Linked DNA regions of Homo sapiens: region 2 is linked to region 1. Evidence: chromatin loops called from intact Hi-C (ENCODE). Cell type or tissue: HCT116. All regions are shown on one strand.

The links. Peaks named below come from ENCODE experiments on the same cell type or tissue, not always from the same donor. Only the 100,000 strongest peaks of a DNase experiment are listed, where the experiment ranks them.
Region 2: a loop joins it to region 1, with 8 times the contacts of the local background. A loop is called at or near these places in 3 of 110 quality-filtered maps.

The regions. Positions count from the first base shown.
Region 1 is chr13:24,667,122-24,675,121 of GRCh38, reverse strand. No RefSeq gene overlaps it. Among named protein-coding and RNA genes, the nearest start is that of ATP12A, 9.3 kb to the left of the region's middle. In HCT116, a CTCF peak has its summit at 3,554 (motif pointing right); DNase peaks (open chromatin) are centred at 3,571 and 4,011; H3K4me3 peaks cover 1,058 bases; H3K27ac peaks cover 329 bases.
Region 2 is chr13:24,310,066-24,318,065 of GRCh38, reverse strand. It overlaps C1QTNF9 (C1q and TNF related 9), which reads right to left. Exons shown (of 4, transcript NM_178540.5): 2 at 1,897-2,084. The coding sequence starts at 2,062. Among named protein-coding and RNA genes, the nearest start is that of C1QTNF9, 4.5 kb to the right of the region's middle. In HCT116, a CTCF peak has its summit at 4,377 (motif pointing left); no DNase peak of the experiment used is centred here.

The sequences.
Region 1 (8,000 bases):
CTCCAGCATGGGGACAGAGCGAAACTCCATCTCAAAAAAAAAAAAAAAAGTTATAACACATATAACACATACACAACACATATATGTATGTAAACTGTATATAACAAAAAAAACATTATTCACACAAATATGCTCGTTAACTCGGGAGGAATGTGGCTCTTTGATAAGTGAGAGGCTGCCCTCTTGGTCATTGGCTCCCACGCTTTCCAGAGCTGGGGGGACAAACACAGACACACAAACATTTATTTATTCCTGAACTATTGATTGGAGGCTTGTGACATGTGTGCAGCATCATACCAGGCCTATCCCCTGAAAGAGCTTTCAACCTGTCTAGGGAGATAAGACATCACCCTTAGATGAGAATATTGACGTAAGAGGAGTCCGAAGCCAGCCCAAGGCCAGTGCTGGCTCAACAGGTCAGACCTTTTGTTCAGAGCAGCAAGCAAGGGATGAGCTCTAGGCAAGGAAAGAGGAGCGATTCCGGAAGGGGCTCAAGTTCAAGTGGATTCTGAAGGCTGGGTAAGCTGAGGAGGAGGGCAGTGTGTAATGTGGGAGAAAAGGAGGCAGGAGGAGACTGGCTCCTGCAGAGTCCAGGGTAGGTGCATGGTGGCCCAGCAGACAGTCCCATCAGAGCACAGCAGGAGTCTGGCTGTCAAGCCAGGTGGGCTTTGCAGACACTGGGCTTTATCCTTGTGCTTTGAGGCCCTTGAGAATGAGAGCAGCATGATGGAAACAACATTTAGGAGAAGATGAGAGGTTCTGTCACAAAAAACAAGAGCCCTCCTGACTTTGTGAAGTTGCTTGGCCTGCAACTGTTCCAGCCTGAGACTCCGGCCTGGGTTCCCCTGTGCTGGCTCCCACCAGGAGCAGATCTGTACCAGCAGGCTCCTGCTTCTAGCAGATGCAGTTGAGCCCCCCACCCTGCCAATTTCCCTGAGACCATTTCAGACACTATTTATTTGCCCTATCAAGAGTCTTTGAGATGAAACCAGGAAAAGGGCAAATGCCAGTCACCCAATCTAAGTTAGAGAAATTTCTATGTCTCCTCCCCTCTCCATGCCCCTGATACATGGATATTTATCCATGTTTCCAGGGTGAACCAAGCTGCTCTAAGAGTTGCGTAGGGAAGCGGGAGCTAGGGAATGAGAGAATGTCACAAAGGACCTGGCTGCCTTGGTCATAAAGATTAGCTTCAATCTAATAATGATGGGGCTGTCATTCTTAAACGATGATCTAAATTAATTTTTTAAAAAGTAGGATTTGAGATCATCGCTTTTTTTTTTTTTTTTTTTTTTGAGACGGAGTTTTTTCGCTCTTGTTGCCCAGGCTGGAGTGCAGTGGTGCAATCTCAGCTCACTGCAACCTCCACCTCCCTGGTTCAAGTGATTCTCCTACCTCAGCCTCCCAAGTAGCTGGGATTACAGGCACCTGCCACTATGCCCAGCTAAGTTTTGGTATTTAGTATAGATGGGGTTTCACCCCATGTTGGTCAGGCTGGTCTCGAACTTGTGACTTCAGGTGATCCACCCGCCTTGGCCTCCCAAAGTCCTGGGATTACAGGTGTGAGCTGCTGCGCCCGGCATGGTTCTTTTTCTAGTTAATAGAGCTGTGTTCATCCCCCCACATTTTCATGCCAGATCTGTCCCTTGTGAGATGCCAGGCTGGGTTTTGGGGTGCATTAGAATGACCTTGTCCTTTTGGGGCCAGTGTCCCTCCAGGGCAGGCGCAGATGATAATGATTACTTCATTATCTTGGCCGCCTTTCTTTCTCTCTGAGGTGCTTTAAATAACTGTCTATGGTAACCCAACATCTAAGTCAGCATGAAACAAGCTGGTCTAGCTCTGTGAACACATCGATCTTGGGATCAGCTCTTCACAAAGACAGGACATTTACTCTTGGGAGAAGTGGGAAAAAAAGAGAAGGAGCACAGCCCACATCCCAGTCTCACACACGCCAGGCCCTGACTTAGTCCTTGCTAACCCAGAAAGGCACACAGAGTGGGCTGTCCACTGCCAGTGAAGGGTTTAAAAACACACCTAGGGATTTTAGGCAAGAAAAAAACAAGTAAAGAGAATGAAAAAACAACTGTGCTGTCATGGGATGACCAGGAGAAAACTGGTAGCTGCTTGGCTGCAGGTTCTCTTGGAAAGTCTGCCTGAGATGTGGCGGTGGCTGAGGCCCTGAGGTCTCATCCACCACTCACGTACGTTGGGTGGTGCCAGGCCAGCTCCTAAAGTGGACTTGGGTGCAGGGAGATGGAAGTGGGAAAGGCCCAGCTTAAACTCAGTACACCCTCTCCTGGTTCATGTGAGGGGAAAAAAGGTAAATTTATGGGTGATCTTTTTGTGCCTGTGAAATGTCCCCTTAGGAAATAAAGCCACTGGCTGCTGAAGCACAGTATGTGTTAATATGCAACCAGCATGAGTATAGCCTGGGAAACAGGCGAAGTCACACAAGCAGGACCAGTGGCATTTGATTAATCAGTTGATAAATGGAGGAGCAGGGCCTGGCTGGAGGAGGTAAAACTGCAGGGAAGAGCTCCATAACACTGGGATTGAAACCAAGACTTTGAAGATGATAAGACCAAAGTATTTTACTAAGGTTCTTTAAAGTGTCTCGTAATAAATAGGTCGTGTAAAAAAGACAAGGTGGTGGGATTTAAATCAGCCCTGCAGAGATGGCAGAGAACAGATTCTTCCCAGTCTGAGCTCTTGCAATAGCACCCCACACAGAAGACTTATGCCGGGGTCTCCGTGGGGCAGTCTATCATCTCTGGTCTAGTGGCTCAGCTGTCACCAGCTTCCAGGCACCAGCACGTTTGAGCAGTTGGCATCCAAGAGCCTTTTAAGCCTCTAGACTGAGCTTTCTCCTCCTCCTAGTTCCTCTTTCCTCACCTTTAGGGTTGCCTGATAAAACACAGGGAGCCTTGTGAGATTTATTACTATGTCTCAAGTATTAAATGGGACATACTTATACTTTACACACTGTTTGTTGTTTAACTGAAATGCACTTTTTTTTTTTTTTGAGACAGTCTTGCTCTGCAGCCCAGGCTGGAGTGTGGTGGTGCAATCATCAAATTCCTGGGCTCACGCGATCCTCCCGCCTCATCCTCATGAGTAACCAGGACTACACTGAAATGCATATTTAACTGGCCCTCTGGTGTTTTTATTTGCTGACTCCGGTGGCCCTCGTCCTCCTAGATACCTTAGGTGTGAGTCCTTTACAGCTTGTCCGTGGGCACATCTGAGGACATTGCCCGAGCTGCCCTGCTCTGCTCGTTGCTGGGCCAACTATGAAAATAAACACATTCTGATTTTCTCTTTTCACCATAGCATTCTCTTCCAAGGGCCCATGTGAGCCGGATTTGTCTAAGGTGGTCAACCTGAATGAGTCTAGGAGTCAGGTTGTTGTTGTTTTAAACAAAAAATCGCTTTAGCCAGAAAATTCTAATCACTCTGCAGAGGTCAGATTCTTGGATCTGAGGAGAGAGCACTGTGGGAATTCAAATCCGTTTCAAAACCAAGTTTTCGTTTTTAGAGGGAACCAGCAGAGGGAGCACATTCTACAATGCTCGGGGCTCCAGACACAGGGATGAGATCCTCATTCATGCAGGACACCTGGAATCACTCAAGCACCAGGAATTTATAGAACAGCCCCAGGCTTCGCAACCATGTGTCAAATACTTCATTTCTGACTGAGCAAAGGATTGCTTGGGTGAAAGACAACCCCAAGCAAACTAACAAAAATCAAAAGAAACAACAAAACACTCCAACAATGACAGCACCAAGGAACAAGGAACTAGAAAATCTAAAAGAAAAATCAAACGGTGACTGTTTCCCTTCTTCTAGGGTTGGATGGGGCTTGGAGCCGTATTCTGCCTTTCAGGCTTGTTTTGCTAAAGGAGCATTGTCTGAGCAACGCTCTGCCCACTCTCCCAAGGGCTGAGGCATCATCGTGTTTGCCCTGCCACCCTCTGGGGGCTCCATATCATTTGTTTGTCTTCCTGGGAAGGAGGTGTGCCCCTGGAGGCCACGTCTTGTACTTCCTTCAGGTCTTTCAAAGGCACCGCCACAGTGACAGGCATGTCAAAGTGGCTTCTGCATCTCAATTCTCTTGGAGAAGTGAAAGAATGTTTTACAAATATCATTTTACAAGGAGCCCTCCCACGTCACCCTTGATTCCAGTAATTGACTTTTGCAGTTAGGAAGGTCTTCCTTATAAGCAACTGAAAACACTCAATTTGGGGCTGGAGTTTATTTCTAGATGAGGGGGTGTTCCTTGATGAAGTAGAAACAACATGTTTTAGTTTTTTGTGACCACTAGCATATGTTTCTTCCTAGCTTGAGAGAGAGATATAATAATTTTTCATAAATGATGCTGAACTGCGAGTTCTGTAGACCTGAATTCTAGTCCTGCTTTCTTGTTTGCTCACTGAATTTGCTGGGAACGGAATGAACATTTTGCCTTTCTGTGGCCTCAGACAGTGTTGGAGCTGAGAAGATCAATGGGTCCCAAACCTGAAACAATCTCCTGGGGAGCTTTAAAAATACAGATTTCCAGACCCCACGTCCAAGTAATTCTGAGACAAGCCCTCGAGGTTTATCTTTATAAAGCTCCCCAGGTGCTTCTTATGAACCAGTGGGCTTGAGAACCCCCGGACCACATCACGTCACTGGTCCTCAGCCTGCCTGTATGGAGGCTGGGGCAGCCCCGAGAATCTAACTGCAGTGGTTAGAGGGAGCTGAGGCCGCTCCCTGGAGTTGTGTTCTAAGGTCAAGGGCCCTGGATTAGATGCCGTTTAAGATCTCTGTTGACTCTAGCACTTGCTGGTCTGGACACTGTCACTTTGCCTTGCCTTTATGTACTTATGTGGTAGTTCTATTGCATTTAATTAAAATGGGGTGCTGTGCTCTTATAGCTCCTACCTGTGGACTAAGGGGCAAACATCTCATAGCCACCCCCTGAGAAAGGATTTCACTTGTTAAAGAAAAAGGGGGGTGTGGGAGTGTGGGTGAGCCTGCACAGCCAGTTACACCAGCAGCGGCAGCCCGAGATGAGGTGCACGGCTCACCAAGGGCAAGTTCAAGCATCCTAGCAAGTGCTGGCTTCTGGTTCTTGTGTATTGTTGGCATCCACAGAAAACTTTTCATAAATAAAGATGTAGATTTCATTCTATAAGCAATATATTGAATTAGGATGACCCCACAGTCATCACAGTTCCAATTATTTCTACATTCTTTTTTTTTTTTTTTGAGAAGGAGTCTTGCCCTGTCACCCAGGCTAGAATGCAGTGACACCATCTTGGCTCACTGCAACCTCCACCTCCCGGATTCAAGCGATTCTTCTGCCTCAGCCTCCCTAGTAGCTGGGACTGCAGGCTCGCGCCACCACACCCGGCTAATTTTTGTATTTTTAGTAGAGACAGCGTTTCACCACATTGGCCAGGCTGGTCTCGAACTCCTGACCTCATAATCCGCCCACCTCGGCCTCCCGGAGTGCTGGGATTACAGGTGTGAGCCACCATGCCTGGCCATTTCTACATTCTTAAATGTAACTAGCATGTGTGTGTTTTGCACAAGGGCAGAGGAACACGTTATCAGCATGGCAGGGTTTCCAGCTTGAGCCTCACTGTGTCCAGCACCGGGATTAAGTGCTTTCCAGGCATGTCTGGTTAACTACCAGAGTGAACCAAAAGGAAAGCAGCCGGTGGAGGTGCCCCCTCACAGAGAAGAAGGTGCCAGGCACACAAAGGTTGGTCCAGGCCAAATCCTTAGTCCCTGGGAGGACAGGAGAGTGTGTTGTAATGTGTATGGTCTCACAGCCTAGCTCATGAACATGTCCCTGGCCCGGGGATGCTGACAGGAAAGCTTCAATGCCTGTTTCACAGACCTCTGTCACTGCTGAGGTTTTGGCACCTGCAAGCTCTGGGTGGTGCCTGGAAGAGTGAGCTGTTCAGCAGGAACCTGCAGGGAGTGGCCGCAAACCCTTGTGTCTGGTGATGTGGAGTGAACTGTGGGGTGTGGCCAGGGCTGGATCCCAGGAGAGGAAAGAGAAAGACTCCACCTCTCCTGGTGTCTGGAGGCTGCTGGGGGCCTTGTAGGCATCAGGATTCTGAATTAGCAGAGGACAATGAGGCCAGCAGGACACAGTTTACATCCACTTTGTCAGTTTCCAATTCCATAGACCCCCATCTCGGGTCTGGGCACCTGTCATCTCTATGAAAGATTTTCCAGTTCAGTTCACTGAATCCTGGGCTTTGTCCATTGCTCTCTACCCTCTGTGGCAGGTTGTTTGGCCTGAGGCTGTCATCAACATGTGGGAGGGCTGCTCTGCTCAGCTGCAGGGCCAGCGTTGGTCCCAGTCTAGACAATCGCAGTTGCTCAGATCTCCAAGATCACACACATTTTCTCACAAAATGCCTGTGAAGCTTACCAGCACTTGAGTGGCAACATAGGGGCATCTTTCTTCTCCTTTACCTGCCTCCATGCCTAGGAAAGACTAGTGTGGGTAGGGTGTAGGCTAGTCAGGAGGAGTCAGGCTGGGGGCTATGCCCTGAGCCTTCCCCTTCCGAGGGACTGGATACTGGCTCCTCTGCCGAGAGCATCATCCCCTCAGCCTCAGCAAGCAGTGAAAAAGGCATGCCCTGCAGAAGTGAACACACTTGTCTCGGCTCAGCCACTCCACTCACTTTTGATGCAACCTTTCCCTTCTCTGGGAATTCTACATGAATCTTTGGGAAGATTTATTTTACGTGTCAATGTGGCTAATTCACGGTACCCAGTTGTCCAAACACCAATCTGGAAGTCTCTGTGAAGGTGTTTTTCAGATGTGATTAGCAGTTGGATCAGTAGATGTGAGTAAAGCAGAGTCTGCTCCATAATGGGGGTGGGCTTTACCCAATGAGTTAAAGAAGTTAAAACATTTGGGTCCCCCAAGGAGGAGGGAATTCTGCCTTCAGACTGCCCTTGGCCTTTAGCTACATCAACTGTGCCTGGGCCTCCAGCCTCTCCTGTAGACTGGATTTGCCAGTCTCACAATCATGTGAGCCAATTCCTTCAAATCTTTCTCTCTTTTTTCTCTCTCTCTCTCGACATCCTATTTGTTTTGTCTCTGGAGAACCCTAATACAATCTCCTTAGGCTCATTAGCCCAACAAACCACATAGAGAACTTCTAGTGTATAGAGAATAAATCAAATCAAATGGCAGTTTTCAGCCATTTGTGGGCATCCAGTAGGAGACCTGTAGGATCCATTTCTTTTTAGAGTGGGGTTTACCTGAAGAAGCTAGTGATGAACGGCCAGATGTTATCAGGAGACTGCTCCATTTTCATAAACCAGATTTCCTTGTGGTTTGCTCTGAAGCCGGCTTCCTCACGTTGGAGTGACTGGGAGCAGTGGACCAGCAGACAGTGACAGTGAGTTCCAGGCGAGAGAAGCACGGAGTAGGGGCTCTGCTTTCGACTCACTTGAGAGGCTGCAAGGAAGTGATTTGAATTCTGAGTTTTCCCACAAATTCCATGAGGTCAAGTTACTTCCGCTAAATTTCATATTGGTTATGAACTCTGTTTTCAAATGCAGCATGTAAACTCCTTCTGTAAAATAAAAGGAAGTAGGATATTCAGCAATTCTTTACTGGATGTGATCAGCAAAGACAAGACATCTGCAGCTGATGGGATCACCTAGATTTGGAGGTTGGGGAACAGGGAAGATCTAAACACCCTTGTTTTCTTGGCCTCTTTGGTCTCAGCCACATGGAATCAGATTATTTGACTAGGACTATTAATGCATAAGAAGGGAGAAACACAAAAAGGTGATTTCTTGAGGTTTCAGCTTACCTTGTCAATGATTCTGCAACTGTGTGCCATGAATTCTTAGTCCTGCAACATGGTCATAAAGACAGAAACATTCCACAAAGTTGTATATGATGGTCTTCTCCTCCTACTTGGAGAGTTCCCTGCTATTGTTAGCCCTTCTAGGGCCCCCTACTCTCCCTCAAAAGA
Region 2 (8,000 bases), 360 kb after region 1:
AGACCCACTGACGTGGCTGTGGGGCGACAGGGGCAGGCTGGGCCGGCTTGCAGGTCCTGAGACAGGACTGACACAGGCAGACTTATTTCTGTCACGATGTCTGTTCTCCTGGGACACCAGCGCTCCTGAGTGGGGCCTTGGTCAGCGTGGGACCTCTGAATGGAGGGGGCTTATCCCTACATTTGCCCCTCCCTGCGCTCCCCTCCCCTCCCCTCCCCTCCACTGGCTGCTCCCCTGTGTCTTCCTCTCCTTCCCTCTTTTTGTTTCCCTGCTTGGCTCTCGTTTCTCCCATTCTCTAGAGCGGTGGCCTCTGAGCTTTCATGATCACGCAACCACAACTCACAAAGCATGAACACAGACCCCAATCAGTAGATATTTATATGTTTCTACATTATGCACAGGTAGTATATGGAAAATATGTTTGGTATAAAACATATACAAAAATACACTTTAAGATAAGATAAAAATGAAGTAAATTTTTAGTGTGAGCAATGTGAATGAATATCCTTCTAAGAAGTAATATATATTATATATAATACCTATGAACTACGTAGAAAAATAGATACATAATTTGCTTCTAAGAAGTATATAAAACTTGAAAGAATGGACACTGGTGAGAAAAGAGGAGAGAAATTCAACAGGGAAGAGGTAGAGAAATTTGGTATTGAATATAGGAGTGTTTGTCTTTGTCCTCTATTTTTTATCTATCACCTATTTATCTCCTTTTGTGTGTAAAATTTTATAACAAAAAATGAAAATCTTATATATTCAGAAATACAATACACACACACACACACACACACACACACACTACTGTGGTCCCAGTGTGAGGGCAGAAGACCTGATTTCATTAATGGTAAGGTTTTGCTATTCATTTGGACTGGGCTGTTTGCTACCTGGGGACTGGAACAGTGTCAATGAGCTGGAGATGTGAGCCAGGAGAAGACACCTCACAGAGCAGATGTGCAGGATGGTGGTTAGAAAGAATGTTGCTTCCTGGTGACCCTTGGCTTCATCCAGCCCACTCAAAACATCATCAGGCCACCAAATGCCATAAGCTGAGATGTGTTAGAAACACAAACTTATCTTTAAAAAGGTCCATAGAAGTTTTGATATATTTTTTTGTAATGCCACTGAACTGTGCCCTTAACCCAGATGGATCATTCTGCATATGCCTTAGATATGTGACCCTATGGTCAAGACCAGGCCTCAAGAATGGTACCCCATTCGGAAACCAAGTCTATTGGTTGTTGTTATGGAAACCACTCGGACTTCTCAGCTTTGGCAAATCTCCCTCCCAGAGGCTGAATCCTGTCCCCCAGATCCCCAGACCCTGGGACAGGGTCCCAACCTAGGTCATATAGATGCATAAGCAGCAGCTGTATGGTTTCAGATTCTCGTCTCCTTTTGTGTCATCTGTCACTCCGCATCTCCTGCTTCATGGCATGATGCGGTATTAGCTCTCACCTGCACTGCAGCTGGGTGCTTGCTGCCAAATAATTCGTGATCAGATCTCTCTATTAGCCTTTTGTTGCCAAAAATCCATCATACCTGTCACCTGAGATGGGAGGATCCATGACATCGTATACTACTGAAAATGTTCTGCGGTGTCAGAGATGAGAGAACCCAGGAGGGCAGGGGTCATGGCGATCTTGCCCTGTGCTCTCCACCAGCACCTGGCACAGAGTCTGGCATGGAGCAGACCCCGTGAGTGTTGCTGGGCAGATGGGTGGATGGATGAATGGGGTCAGGCTCCAGTGAGTGTTGCTGGGTTGATGTATGTATGGATGGATGGGGTGTGAGTGGGTAGGTGGAAAATCACACAGATGATGAGTGAATGAGATGAAAGGAATGAAGAGAGAAGTTGAAAGGCAGCCGAAGCCGTCAGGTGAGTACCTGCATCGCCTTTGTCACCCTTCGCTCCGTCTCGTCCATCTCTTCCAGGCAGACCATTGTGACCGGGGTTCCCAGGGATTCCAGGGTGCCCTTGCCTGCAGGTGTCCTGTGAGTTTATGTTCCCTGTGCAGATTTCAATGGCAAGCAGAAGCCACCAGATCCTCATGGTTCAGATGACAGACTCTGAACTGAAAGAGGGAAACAGAAACCCAAAGGAGAAATCTTTGTTGCTGGGGCCCTGGACACAGCCTCTGTTCCGTGCAGTGGGAAATGGATGAGCTGTCCCCTGCCCCAGACCCACACCTGCACAAACTTGGACAGAAGGCTCAGGGCAGGGGAGCAAGCTGATTATAACCAGAATGACACTGTCCTTGGAAGGTAACACTTGTGATTGGAACCACTCTTCAAGGTGAACGGGCAATTTAAAAAGCCAAGTTTAAGGTCAGGATACTCTTCCGTTCATCATTTCACTTTGAAGAAATCACTTTTCTGAACCAGAGATCAATGCTTACTTATCTCACAGGACTGTCGTACAGATCAAATTTTATCACGATATGCATAAAGGCACATTCCAAGTAGTGAAGCAAACATAGCATTACCATCTGATCCAGCAATTCCACTGCTGTGCATCTACACAAAATAATTGAAAGCAAGGACTGGAACAGATGTCCATGTTCGTAGTTGCATTATTTTCCATAGCAACCCAAGGGTCCCTCAGTGGATAAATAGATACATGCAATGTGGTAGGTCCATACAATGGAATATTCTTCAGCCTTAGAAAGAGAAGAAATTCTGACACATGTTACAACATGAATGGACCTCGAGAACATTATGCGAAGTGAAACCAGCTAGTCACAAAAAGACAGACCTGGATAATTTCACCTATAAGAGGTTCCTAGAGCCGTCAAACTCATATAAAGAAAAAGTAGGATGGAGGTTGCCAGAGGTGAAGAGAGAAGGAAATGGGAGTTGTTTGATGGGTACAGAGTTTCTGTTTGGGAAGATTTTAAAAGAGTTCTGGAGATGGGTGGTGGTGATGGTTGCACAACAAAGAGAACGTACATAATGCCACTGAATTGTGCCCTTAAGATGGTTAAGCTGGTTAGTTTTACGTTTTATGTTATATATTTTTTACCACATTAAACAATTAAATTAAATTTTTAAAAAAGTAAAGCATTCCAAGAAGTCTTACTGTAGTGAGAGGTGTTCTTTGAGTCAGGGTCTTGTTTTTCTAGGAGGCCACTGTGAAGAAGGGCCACACACACGGAAACATCACCTAGTTCGGGAGAAATGCATTTTCAAGTCCTTTCCTTATATATAATTTTTGGAGACAAGGTCTTGCTCCATCACGCAGGCTGAAGTACAGTCATGCAATCACAGCTCACTGTAGTCTCAACCTCCCAGCTCAAGCGATTCTCTTGCTTCAACCTCCCAAGTAGCTGGGACTACAGGCATGCACCACCACACCTGGGTTTGGTTTTGTTTTGTTTTGTTTTCGAGATGCAGTTTCGCCCTTGTGGCCCAAGCTGGAGTGCAATGGCCGATCTCTGCTCACTGCTGCCTCTGCCTCCCAGGTTCAAGCAATTCGGCTTCTCAAGTAGCTGGGACTACAGGCGCCACCACCACGCCTAGCTAATTTTTGTATTTTTAGTAGAGACGGGGTTTCACCATGCTGGCCAGGCTGGTCTCAAACTCTTGACCTCAGGTGATCTGCCTGTCTTGGCCTCCCAAAGTGCTGGGATTACAGGCATGAGCCATTGCCTATTTTTCTTTCTTTCTTTTTTTTTTTTTCTTTGGAGAGACTGGGTCTCACTCTGTTGCCCAGGCTGGTCTTGAAATCCTGAGCTCAAGTAATCCTCCCGCCAGTCTCCCAAAGTGCTAGTATTACAGGCTAAAGACCCTGTACCTGACTTTTAGGATTTAAAAAAATGAAGTAAAACAAAAACGTGGGCATAGTGCAACTGGTCAGAACCCAGATCCTCTCACAGTGCTGATAGCCATGTAAATCTGCACATCTTTCTGGAAAAGTTAAAGAGCAAAAGACATCTATGTCTTTCACCCTGTATTGCTATCCCTAAAATTCTTCCTAATGTTCCAAAACTGTGTGCCAATTGTGTGCCATTACCTGCAGCATTATCTATAACAGGTGAAAACGTGCATACTACATACTATGTAACAATAGGGGAAAGGTTTACTATGTGTAATAGTATGTAACTGCTGCAATAATTATGAAGGTCATGTAGAAATATGTAAATGATATACATTGTGCTGAATTTTGATAGTAGACTAAAATGCCATGCACATTATAAATGTACTTACGACTGTATGAATATTGACAAAAACTCAAAGTGAATATATGCAAATAAAGATGGTTGCTTTAGAATGGGGGGCAGTTATGGGAGCTTTTCATTTATAAAAAATGCTTTTTTATAGTGCCTACACAAATATTTCTAGAGATTTTGAAAACCAGCAAGACTCTCTGTCATCCAAAGACTGTATTGCCATCTGGTGGAAATGTCACAGGGAGCAGTCTAATGCAAATGGAGTATTTTTGGGAAAGGAAATGCAGATGCTTCCCTTCGAAGTCACAAATTCGCTCCATTCCAGGAAATTGAGTTGAGTTTTCTTGGAGCCAAATTCCATGAAGAATATACACGAGCCTCCTTTGCTAAACTCAGAAGTGGCCGGAAGCAGTCAAATCGAAATTCCATCAACCAAACTTTGTTGAGGGTTCTATAATTTTCATTTTAACTTTTCAAAATGTGGAGTACAACTATTCCAGGAATAAAATGATCAGAAGATCATAAAGGTGTCAGGTTAGGATAAACTCCAATTTGCTCTCCAGGGAAGAAGAAGCCAGCCTGGAAGCAAATGGTTACTCTTCTGTAATTATTTCACTAGTTTTGCATATTTGATGTAGGTAGAGTCTATCTAGCTTGTTTATACAGCATGTAGACAACCTTCAGCAAATGATTTTGATTAACTAATATGCGTTCTCCCAAATACGTAGCAAAGTAAGTTGTGCCACTATTTCTGTTTTATTTGTTTGTTTGTTTGTTTGTTTATAGAGATACAGTCTCATGAATGTTGCCCAGGCTGGACTCGAACTTCTAGGCTTAAGTGGTCCTCCTGCCTCAGCCTTCTGAATAGCTGGGATTAGAGACGTGGTCACCACCTAGGTTGGCACTATTTTTTTTTTCTTTTTTTTTTTTTTTGAGATAGAGTCTCGCTCTGTCGCCCAGGCTGGAGTGCAGTGGCGCGATCTTGGCTCACTGCAAGCTCTGCCTCCCGGGTTCGCACCATTCTCCTGCCTCAGCCTCCCGAGTAGCTGGGACTACAGGCACCCACTACCATGCCCGGGTAATTTTTTGTATTTTAGTAGAGACGGGGTTTCACCATGTTAGCCAGGATGGTCTCGATTTCCTGACCTTGTGATTCGCCCACCTCGGCCTCCCAAAGTGCTGGGATTACAGGTGTGAGTCACTGCACACGGCCGCTTGGCACTATTTTTTAATAAGAAATTTTAGCAAGTTTATACCTCCTATTTAGCCTCTTCTTTAATGTAGAAGGTTGAGGATTTGCACAAGGAATATAGAAGAAATTATATTAATGTTATTTTGAAAAATAAAAAATTACATTTGTGCCTCTCACAAAGCTATGGGTTGGACCCTCAGTTTCATTAGTTCAACTACAGTTACACTCTTGACTTTTAATTTCTGGGTCTGGTCTTTTCCCAGAAGGCACTAGAGCTAGGAGCCTCTTCTGTCTCCCATCTTTCCCTGCAATCATCCACTCTCTCTCTCATCTGAATTACTGTCCTCCCCAGTCCCCACTTACTCTGTACACCACACCTAGACTAATGATCACTTAGTAGGCACCAACCTGGGTTAGAGCTTTATGAAGATGGTGACTGCATTTTTCTACTTCCTTATTTTCAGTCAAGTATTTGTTGAATGAATCAATGCAGGCATGCAAGAAATACTATCCTGGTTCCAACTGTGTGTGGACCATCACTTGGGAAGGTGACTGGGTATCAACTCTGATCCTTGTCAGTGCTTTCGTGGAGTTGCTAGTAATCTCCAACACCCCTTCTCACCTTCATCCAGAGTAATAGAAATTTTAGCTGGGCTTCTAGGGGCCCATGATAGACTGCACTCCCTAGCCTCCCTTGCAGCCTGGGTATGACCATGAGCTAGATTACGGGCCATGGGGATGAGCAAAAGTGAGACGTGTAATTGTGTGCAATGACCGGCCTTAAAGGGTAAGGGGGTGCCCTTTCCCGCTTCCTGTGGGGGGGTGTGCATGGCATGGTGAACCATGTGGGACTCCTTGAAGGAGGGCAACAATTTGGGGATAGAAAAACCCCTGGCCTCAGATGACTCCACAGACCAGACCTGCCAGCACATCTTTGACATAAGCATATGAAACAGAAATAGACTTCTATCTTGCATAAGCCACTGTTATTTGGGGTCTTGACACACAGCTGAGCCCACATCCTAATTCAAGGCATGCGCTGCCCAAGGTGCGGCCGCTCTTCAGAAGTGAGGAGGCTTGCAGACATCTGTAGTCAGCCAGAGTGACAGCTGCTGGGGACTCACTGGGCATACAACCCTCCCAGTAATATATGTAAAAAGCGACAACAGTCACTGCCTTGGACAAATCAAGACAAGATCTCTATACATTGATATCATATGTATGTATAGAGAATAGAGGCCATCATTCTGCAGAATGCTGTGACCGCATGAGCCAGACATACTGGCATGGTCAGGGCAAAGGGACACAGACTGCAAATAACTTTGAAGTTAATGTTTTTTAGTCCCCCCAAAATAGTGTTCTTATTTAGTTCACTTATTTCTGACTCATTCTCCGATTCTTTACCTATATCTGTCCTTTGCTAAAGAATCTCTTGATAAATGGTCACCCAGTGCCCTCTTCCTGATTAATTTTCTCCAAGAACATCATATCCTTAATTCTACAGCCAAGGTTATCACTCCTCAAGATTCTTAACTCTCCAAAACTAAGATTTAATGTAAACCTGCTAGAAATCAGCTGAGTGATATCTCCTGGGTTTCCAAACCTCAGAGCCTCAGCTTCCTCCTGCATGCACTGGAAAGGACGAATGCCCTCCCGGATCTGACGATCTAAGAGTCAAAATAGCTCTAGGCTGCCTTCATCGAATATATTGTCTTCCATGCACTCTCTATATTACACACTTTATACATTTCTTCAACATATCTTTTTTTTTTTTTTTTTTTTTTGAGACAGAGCCTCGCTCTGTTGCCCAGGCTGGAGTGCAGTGGCGCGATCTCGGCTCACTGCAAGCTCTGCCTCCTGGGTTCACGCCATTCTCCTGCCTCAGCCTCCCGCGTAGCTGGGACTACAGGCGCCCACCACCACGCCTGGCTAATTTTTTGTTTTTTAGTAGAGACGGGGTTTCACCTTGTTAGCCAGGATGGTCTTGATCTCCTGACCTCATGATCCACCCGCCTCAGCCTCCCAAAGTGCTGGGATTACAGGTGTGAGCCACCGCGCCCAGCCTTCTTCAACATATCTTGACAGTTATTTTTTTCCTGCACTGTAAATTAGCATAGCCATAAAAATGAAAATGTGTACAATCTGAATATGATGAACCTGATCAGGAAAAAAAAGTACACATTAAAATTTGTGCAAAATAATCTATAAGCTTCTCTAGAAAGCTCTCTTAAAAAGATCCATCATAGGCCGGGCGTGGTGGCTCATGCCTGTAATCCCAGCACTTTGGGAGGCCGAGGCAGGCGGATCACGAGGTCAGGAGATCGAGACCACAGTGAAACCCCGTTTCTACTAAAAATACAAAAAAAAAAAAAAAAGTAGCCAGGCGCGGTGGCAGGCTCCTGTAGTCCCAGCTACTCAGGAGGCTGAGGCAGAAGAATGGTGTGAACCCGGGAGGCGGAGCTTGCAGTGAGCTGAGATCCTGCCACTGCACTCCAGTCTGGACAACAGAGTGAGACTCTGTCTCAAAAAAAATCCCAGCACTTTGGGAGGCCAAAGCGGTTGGATCATAAGGTCAGGAGTTCAAGAGCAGCCTGGCCAAGATGGTGGAACCCCATCTCTACTAACAATAC